Linked DNA regions of Mus musculus: region 2 is linked to region 1. A link is a contact called in ENCODE Hi-C or POLR2A ChIA-PET data. All regions are on one chromosome and are shown on one strand. The core of a region is the stretch at or near the end of the contact, and the rest is flanking DNA. Distances in the headings are between cores, read along the strand shown.

Region 1 (3,824 bases), core at 806-3,305:
TGGCCAGTGTTTAACCTGTGGGCCTCTTGCCCAGCCCTTCATTCAAGTGTTCCTGATAGCTATATCTTTTTTTTTTATTTTTTAAACTTTCACTATCAACTATGAAACAAAGTATTTTAGTGGATTTGAAACAATGTAGTAAGGTTTCTGTTGTCGTTTACAATATTATCCCATTGTGGGAAACAAAAGCTGAACTTTCCGTTTCCAGATTGACTATTAAAATCAGACTGTATTTCCCGTCCCGCCCCCCACCCCCCCATACAGTAGATACAAGCTGTGGTACCCAGCCAGCCTCCAGAAAAGAAATCCAATTTAAAATGTTAAATGTATATGAGTGTTTGGCTTCCTTGAATGTGTATCATGTGCATGCATTGTCAGAGGAAGCTACAAGAGGGAAGCAGATCACCTGGGACTGAAGTCACATACTGCCACCACTGGGAGCTTGGAACCCAAGTCTCCTGGAGGAGCAGCAAGTCCTCTTAACCATGGAGCCATTTCTCTGGCTGCTTTGTTCTTTTTTTTTTTTTTTTTTTTTAAAGATACTTTTACTTGTCCCACTTCAAAGATACAAATTACTCAATGTATCTTCTTGAAACATTTCACTTCAGTTCACAAGTTACTTTCTCTCCATAAAGTCAAATTTGACTTCGGTATCTTGCTAGGTATAGTTTATTTACCCAAAATAAAGATGTGGCTAAAAATAAGGTCACACTATTGGCTGCTTTGATTTGTTAATTTAGGCAGTTTTCTCTAAAACAACACTCTGGTGCCTAAATTAATTTAGGCATAGCTTTGTATTTGATGGAGTTTAGTTACCGGTTCTATCGCTTAACCACTGGATACTCATTCAGATATAAAAATCTTTATGGAGTCTCTACTAGGAACAGGCTGCCTGGGAAACGCAGCAAGCAAATGAGCTCCAGTTGCCAGTTCTATCCTTTAGCCTCTAAAGAGATTTTTAAAAAATCTTTGAACTGCTACCACCATCAGACTGCCTGGGAAACACTGCAAGCAAGTACGACCGGGAGCTGACTACTGTGCGAATGGTTGCTCATGCGTCCCACCGCGGTCCCGAGCCTGGCAGCAAGAACCAATAGTCCGGGAACCGTAGCAGGGCTGGTCACGGGACTCACATTAAGAACCCATGCCCTTAGGCAGGAGTGGTGACTCACGTCTTTAGTCCCAGTACTGGGTGTGTGTGTGTATGGAGGGGGGGGGGCGAATGGGATCTCTGACTTCGAGGCCCTCCTGGTCCCTACATAGGGAGTTACAGGGCAGCCAGGACTCTATAGAGACCCTGTCTCAAAACAAAAACAAGCCGGGCGGTGGTGGCTCATGCCTTTAATCCCAGCACTTGGGAGGCAAAGGCAGGTGGATTTCTGAGTTCGAGGCCAGCTTGGTCTACAAAGTGAGTTCCAGGGCAGCTAGGGCTATGCAGAGAAACCCTGTCTCGAAAAACAAAACAAAACCAACAACAACCCCCCAACGCCCAAAAAGAAGTGGTGCTTTGCTGGCGCCTTGAGCAGCCGTGGGTGGGGTGGGGTGGGACGGGCGCGGCCTCAGCCCTTTAAACTGGCTGCGCGCGGGAGGGGGCGGATTGGGTGGGGCGATGGGGAGGGCCCTCTCCACTGCAACTTCTCCAGACTCCTACCCTCTTTACACCCCCTCTTCTTCTGGTGGGGGAGGGACCCAGCATGCTCGCCCCGCCCACCACCACGCCCCTTTCCCGCAGCTCCTCCAATCAACAGCCTCTTTCCCCCTCCCCACCTTCGCAGGAGTCATCCGGCCAGGGTGGGGCTCCCGACGGGTGTGTCAGGACAAGACGCGCGCTCCTACAGACTTTCGAACGCAGTTGGCCCTCCAGACAAAAAAGTATGAGAGCGGCGGCCAATGACGTGGCAGTAAGGACCCGCGCTCGAATTGGTTCCGCCCCCTCCGGACGGAACACAGCCTGGACCCGGCTATTGGCTCTCGCGACCTGTCACTCGTCGCGGTGGCCAGCCGCAGGGTCCTCGCGGTGACTGGTTCCGCCCAGGCGCGAAATGTAACGCGGGAAAAGCCGAAGCGGGGACCGCGGCGGCAGGTTGTTATTCTCGGGGACTCGGCGCCTCGCGTCCCGTTTTCCTGTCAGCAACGCTGCTGCAGCCTGATCGCCCGGAGCCGCCTGCCATGAGCCGGCGGCTGTGAGGCGCCGAGACGTAGCAGCGCGGGCGAGCAAGGCAAGCTCGGGCCGCCGAGAGCGCGAGGGCTGCAGACGAGCCAGCATGATCCGCGGCGCCCCGGCACCCATGGCGGAGCCGCCGCCGGTCGTCTTCTGCCACGACTCCCCGAAGCGCGTACTGGTATCGGTCATCAGGACCACGCCGGCAACGCCTCCGTGCAGCAGCGTGGGGGAGCCCGAGCCGCCGCCGCCGCTCGTCCCCACTAGCCCCGGCTTCAGCGACTTCATGGTGTACCCGTGGCGCTGGGGTGAGAACGCGCATAACGTGACGCTCAGCCCGGGGGCGGCGGGCGGCGTCGTTTCAGCCGGACTGCCCGTGGCGGCTGAACTCCCGACGCTGCGGGGTGCGCCTCAGTCCTCCGCCTCCGTGGCCGCCGTGTCGGGCGGGGAGGACGAGGAGGAGGCGAGCAGCCCAGACAGCGGCCACCTCAAGGTGAGTGGCTCGGGCGGCCCCGGGCGCGGGGCGGCCTGGGGCCCGTTAACGGCGCCGCTCGCCAGCGGGGCGGGGCCGGAGAGGAAAAGCGGGGTGGCGGGGGCGGTGGCTGACAGGACGCTGACGTCACTGCCGCGCGCCAAAACCGGACCTTTGGGGGCAAGGTGGTCATGTGACGGGTGCGGCGCGAAGGCCGGTCTGAGGGCAGCAGGTGCAGCGGGGTGATGAGGGGGAGGCTCGCTGTGTCCAGATGCCTTGCACTGCTGTGCTTGTAACCTCGCGGCCTCGGCCTGCTTAGATGTGGGAAGGAAGGATGTGAGCATTTGGCTCCAGCCCACATTGGGGCGGGGGCCAAGTATCGCACTGTATCCCTGGCCTGCCTGGGACTCTCAGAGTTCTACTTTCCGAGTGCTGGAATTCAAGGCTAGCGACACCATGCCCTACTATACCCTTTACATCCGGAGCAGCTGAGGGTTAGGGAGTTTGTTAAAGCGTCTTCATGAAAATCGTATGTATAGCTAGCTAGTGGGAGTGTTGGCACACGGTGACTGTGCTCGGAAGGAACCGGGAGTGTGTTTATGGGGCTAGACTTAATACTGGACATTCATCAGAGCTCAGGAAGGTATCGGTAAATCTGTGTGTCGAATACATGGTATTGCAAGATAAATATGCAGTTTTCTGTTGTTGGTTGACTGCCAGAATAACTTGATTTGCTACAGGTGTAGCAAAGCAAATTACCCAGCGGATTAAGGGATGCCTAGTTTATCAATTGAAGCAAGTTTGGTAACATTGTGTATGGGCGGTAGCCAAAAAGGTGAAACTGTTTTGTGTGAGGAAGTAGGTACTTAGCTAGTGGTATTATTATAGAGCAGTAAAGTTGAAACTTGCACCACAGTGCATATTTGAAAGAACAGTAGAGATGTTGGTAGTAGAAACTGCGTTGGTGTAAGGAACAGCTATTGTTGCTGGCTTCAGGTCGCCCCTCCTGACATGTCATCTTAGGTACTTTAGGTATCTATAACTTTTGTATTAATTCAATATTTTAGTCCTTAGAAAATGCATTGTACAGTTAAGTGACATACAAAAATACCGTGGAAGTTTCTTGTATTTGACTTTTTAAAGTTGTAGTTAATTTATATTGTGTCTGCACTTGTGTATGACTGACACTGA
Region 2 (3,824 bases), core at 668-3,167, 250 kb before region 1:
AGCCAGAGGAGATGGAGGACACCAAGGAAATAAGACTCTCCACGTTAACAGAATCGTCCCACATAAGAACTCACAGAGGAGGGGTTGGGGATTTAGTTCAGTGGTAGAGCGCTTGCCTAGCAAGCCTAAGGCCCTGGGTTCGGTCCTCAGCTTCGGAAAAAAAAAAAAAATCCAACAAAAAAAAAAAAAAAGAACTCACAGAGGAGATGGAGGACACCAAGGAAATAAGACTCTCCACGTTAACAGAATCGTCCCACATAAGAACTCACAGACACAGAGGCGACATGCACCGGTGGAAAAAAGACTTTCGATTGGCTACAAACTGTGTCTGAGTGGTCATATCTTGAAGATTACCTCTAACGTCTTGTGACAGGGCAAGATAGTGCAAAAGTTCCTCCCCTGAGACCATTTCAGGCTTCACTAGATTTTGATCTCCTTAATGGAGAATCCCATGGAAAATTATCCAGTTCTAGGAACTCAGGATCAGGTCAGGATGTCTCAGCTGGCTTACCATAGCCTGTTTGTGCGGAAACCCCCTACAGCTGTTTATCTTTGCTTCAGTTAAACTGCTTGCCTCCGCAAGGTCTACCCTTCCTCCAGGTCCCCAAGCTGCCAAGCAAGACTCCTGAACACGATTTCCACCTTCAACGGTGTTTTAGACACTTGGATCACATCAAGGTTCCCAAATACCTGGATGTGGTCCCAGATGGCTGGAATAAGTATTATCCAAAGGCTAAAAAACTGAGTCTGGGTGATAATCATCAGCCACTCCTACAGAAGTGCCTCCAGAAAATACTATGTCCTTGCTCTAACTATTGAGACTCTCTAAATTGTTATAGTCCCAAAGTCAACTCTGTCCTTGGACCTTGGCCTGCTAATTTACAAATACTGCTAAGTCAATTTACTCAGAATACCCCATCCACTGACCCCTCCCAGTCCAGACCACAAATCCTAATTTGCACTGGTGTCTAAGAAAGGAGCTCTTTCTACACAGAGTTCCCGTTTCCCTCATTGCAACAGTTCCCTGAACTGAATTTGCCTTCTTGGCTTTTAACTTCTGCTCTACCCCGCTTTCTCTGCTAGAGTCAGCACTGTGGGCTGTGATCTGGTTTCTGGGTCAGTTTTAATTCAAAACATCCTCCCAACTGGAAGAGGCTACCGAGAGGTTTCCTCAAGAAGAGGGAAGCACCTTCTAGAACAGTTTTGAAAAACACTGTGATAATCGCTACTCTGTGGGGTGTTTTGTCTCCTCCTGTGACTGAAAAAAAATCGCTGGATGTTTTTTTACCAGTCATAGTTCTGTATTTTAAATTCACCACCAATTACTGCTCAGATATTTCATCTGGAAAAGGTTGTTGTTGTTTTGTTGTTTTGAAACAGGATTTCTCTGTATAGCCTTGGCTGTCCTGGAACTCACTCTGTAGACCAGGCTGACCTCAACTCAGAGGGATCTACCTGCCTCTGTCTCCTGAGTGCTGGAATTAAAAGTGTGTGCCACCACCTCCCAGCTAAGAAGAGACTTTATAAGAGGATTGTTACCAGAAAACATTTTACACAACTTCACTAAGCACATCATGTTCCAGGATGGACAGGATGAATATCCTGACTTATAAAAAACAAAACAAAACAAAACAAAACAAAAAACAAAAAACCTCCCATTCTTTCTTTCTAGTGGCTCATGCAGACAGCAGCTTAGAAAAAAAAATATTTTTTAGGGTTAATATCATTGCAAAGAACAACTTGTTTTACCATTGTGTGGAGTGTCCCAGAAGGAAAGTACAGTCCCTCTAAGTCTGTTGTTGCAAACTGGGGCCAATCTGGAGAGCTAGAAATAACAGACTTCATTGAGCCATCTCAAAATGAGGTCAGGAGTCCAGTCTGCCAGGAATGAGTGGGGTGCTCATGGTCCCATGAAGCACCCGCCTGAACTTGTGAATTTTGGCAGACATCACAAGAAAGGAATGCAACTAGTTTTTGTACCAGTGGAATGAGACGCCTGAAGCAGAAGGCTCCATTAGAAAACAAGCCCTCTCTTGTGGGCGTCTGTGTATAACTCACACAGTGCCCCCACCCCGCTCCACCCCCACCCCCAGCATTTATGCAAAGACTCCGTCAGGCTGCTTCTCCATCTTTAGGATCAAAGTTGGAGTTTTGTTTATCAAAACTGGCTTGCCTTGACTTTCGTCATACACTTTGTGCTGAAGCTGAAATAGCCAACAGCAAACAGTATCATGTTCCAGGGGAGGCTCCCATCCAGGCAATCAGAATGCCAGAATCAGGAGGAGTTCCCCTCACAAACACCCTCAGCTCCTGCTATAACCACCAAGCTTCAATCGAGCAGAACCCCACAACTGTATACCAAGCTCAGGTGGTAACCAAAGCTTTCCCAAGCCCAGTACGCTTGTTATTTCTGGAGTCCAGATAAACCCACTGAAAATCAAGTTTATAGACCACAAGATTATCAATCTTTCCTCCCCCCACCCCACGCACCCCCATGGTGAGGTGAGAGGGATCTTGTGGCTGCCAGGCAATTGCTGGACTGCTGACCTACAGCCCTAAACTTATTAGCCTCTGAGGGTCTCACACTCAATAGTGATGAACTTCGAAATTCTAGAAGCAGCTAGAGACGCCTTCCCTTTTCATGTTACATGCCTTTTTTTCCCAGAGGTTCTAAAAACAAAAAGGTATATAAATTATATATAAGCATCCTTTTTGGAACTGATTTTATTTGTGTGTGTATATGTCATCTGTACCTCCTCTATTATATTGATTTTATTTTCTGAGACTGTGACTCTCGCTGACTCTGCGGCTCAAGCCCTCTGAAGTCCTCCCGTCTCTGTTTCCCCAACACCAGGATCATGCCTCAGACATGGCTTTTCACATGTATTCAACATGGAAAGTCACGTTGGGAAGAAACAAAAATGTCCATCTTGGGGCACCAACATGGTGGTTAGATTTAAACAGACCAAGAGAAGATACGCAACTCAGCAGTCTTGGTCAAGCATTCTTGCCTATGATTGTCTCGGCTCCAGTCTCTCCAAGGTAGTCTGATAAGTGTGTGAACTTCCTTCCTGAGAGGCAAGTTCCTCCTCTGACTGACTCCAGGACTTCAGCCATTCATTAACTCTTTGAGGTTCAATGTTTTAGTAGCCTAGTACCTCAAGTGTCTTTCTTTAAAATATCTTCTCTTCTGATGGGAATATGGTTACAGGCTGATCCTGTGTAACAGAAGAGGACCTTGAATTCCTGATCCTCCTGGCCTGGAACTCACTGTATACACATACATAAATCTACCTGCCTCTACCTCCCGGGTTCTAAAATTAATGTGCACCACCACATCCTATCTAAAAGGCTATCCTGCCGGGCGTGATGGCGCACGCCTTTAATCCCAGCACTTGGGAGACAGAGGCAGGCGGATTTCTGAGTTCGAGGCCAGCCTGGTCTACAAAGTGAGTTCCAGGACAGCCAGGGCTATACAGAGAGACCCTGTCTCGAAAAACCAAAAAATAAAATAAAATAAAATAATAAAAAAATAAAATATTAAAAAATAAAATAAAAGGCTATCCTACCTTAGGGGGCAAGTTTTCTTCTCAAGGTTGGAGAATGTGTTTTCCACAATAGAGAATAAAGCTCTGCATAGTGCTAAGGTAGAATCTGGGCCTTGTACAAAATAGGCAAGTGCTCAGATACTCTACCATATAGCTACACGCCAGCCCCTTGCGTGCTTTAACTATACAGTTATTTTATAGATAGATAGATAGATAGATAGATAGATAGATAGATAGATAGATAGATAGGTAGATAGGTAGATAGATAAATGATAG

What was found. A loop is a pair of places that touch in the nucleus more often than their neighbours do. ChIA-PET counts read pairs that join two places held with the same protein, here RNA polymerase II (POLR2A).
Region 2: a map of Patski shows a loop between it and region 1 (2.3-fold over the local background). The contact joins the enhancer-like site here to the promoter of Zfp367 in region 1. A Hi-C loop is called at or near these places in 1 of 37 maps with a recorded cell type or tissue (Patski). POLR2A ChIA-PET finds 5 or more read pairs at or near these places in 1 of 5 experiments (Patski).

Annotation. Positions count from the first base shown.
Region 1 is chr13:64,151,430-64,155,253 of GRCm38, reverse strand. It overlaps Zfp367 (zinc finger protein 367), which reads left to right and starts at 2,055. Exons shown (of 5, transcript NM_175494.5): 1 at 2,055-2,654. The coding sequence starts at 2,265.
Region 2 is chr13:64,399,349-64,403,172 of GRCm38, reverse strand. No RefSeq gene overlaps it. Among named protein-coding and RNA genes, the nearest start is that of Ctsl, 31 kb to the right of the region's middle. Within about 2 kb of position 1,917, at least 1 of the 3 ENCODE cell types and tissues checked has a DNase peak (open chromatin) inside an H3K27ac peak, as active enhancers do.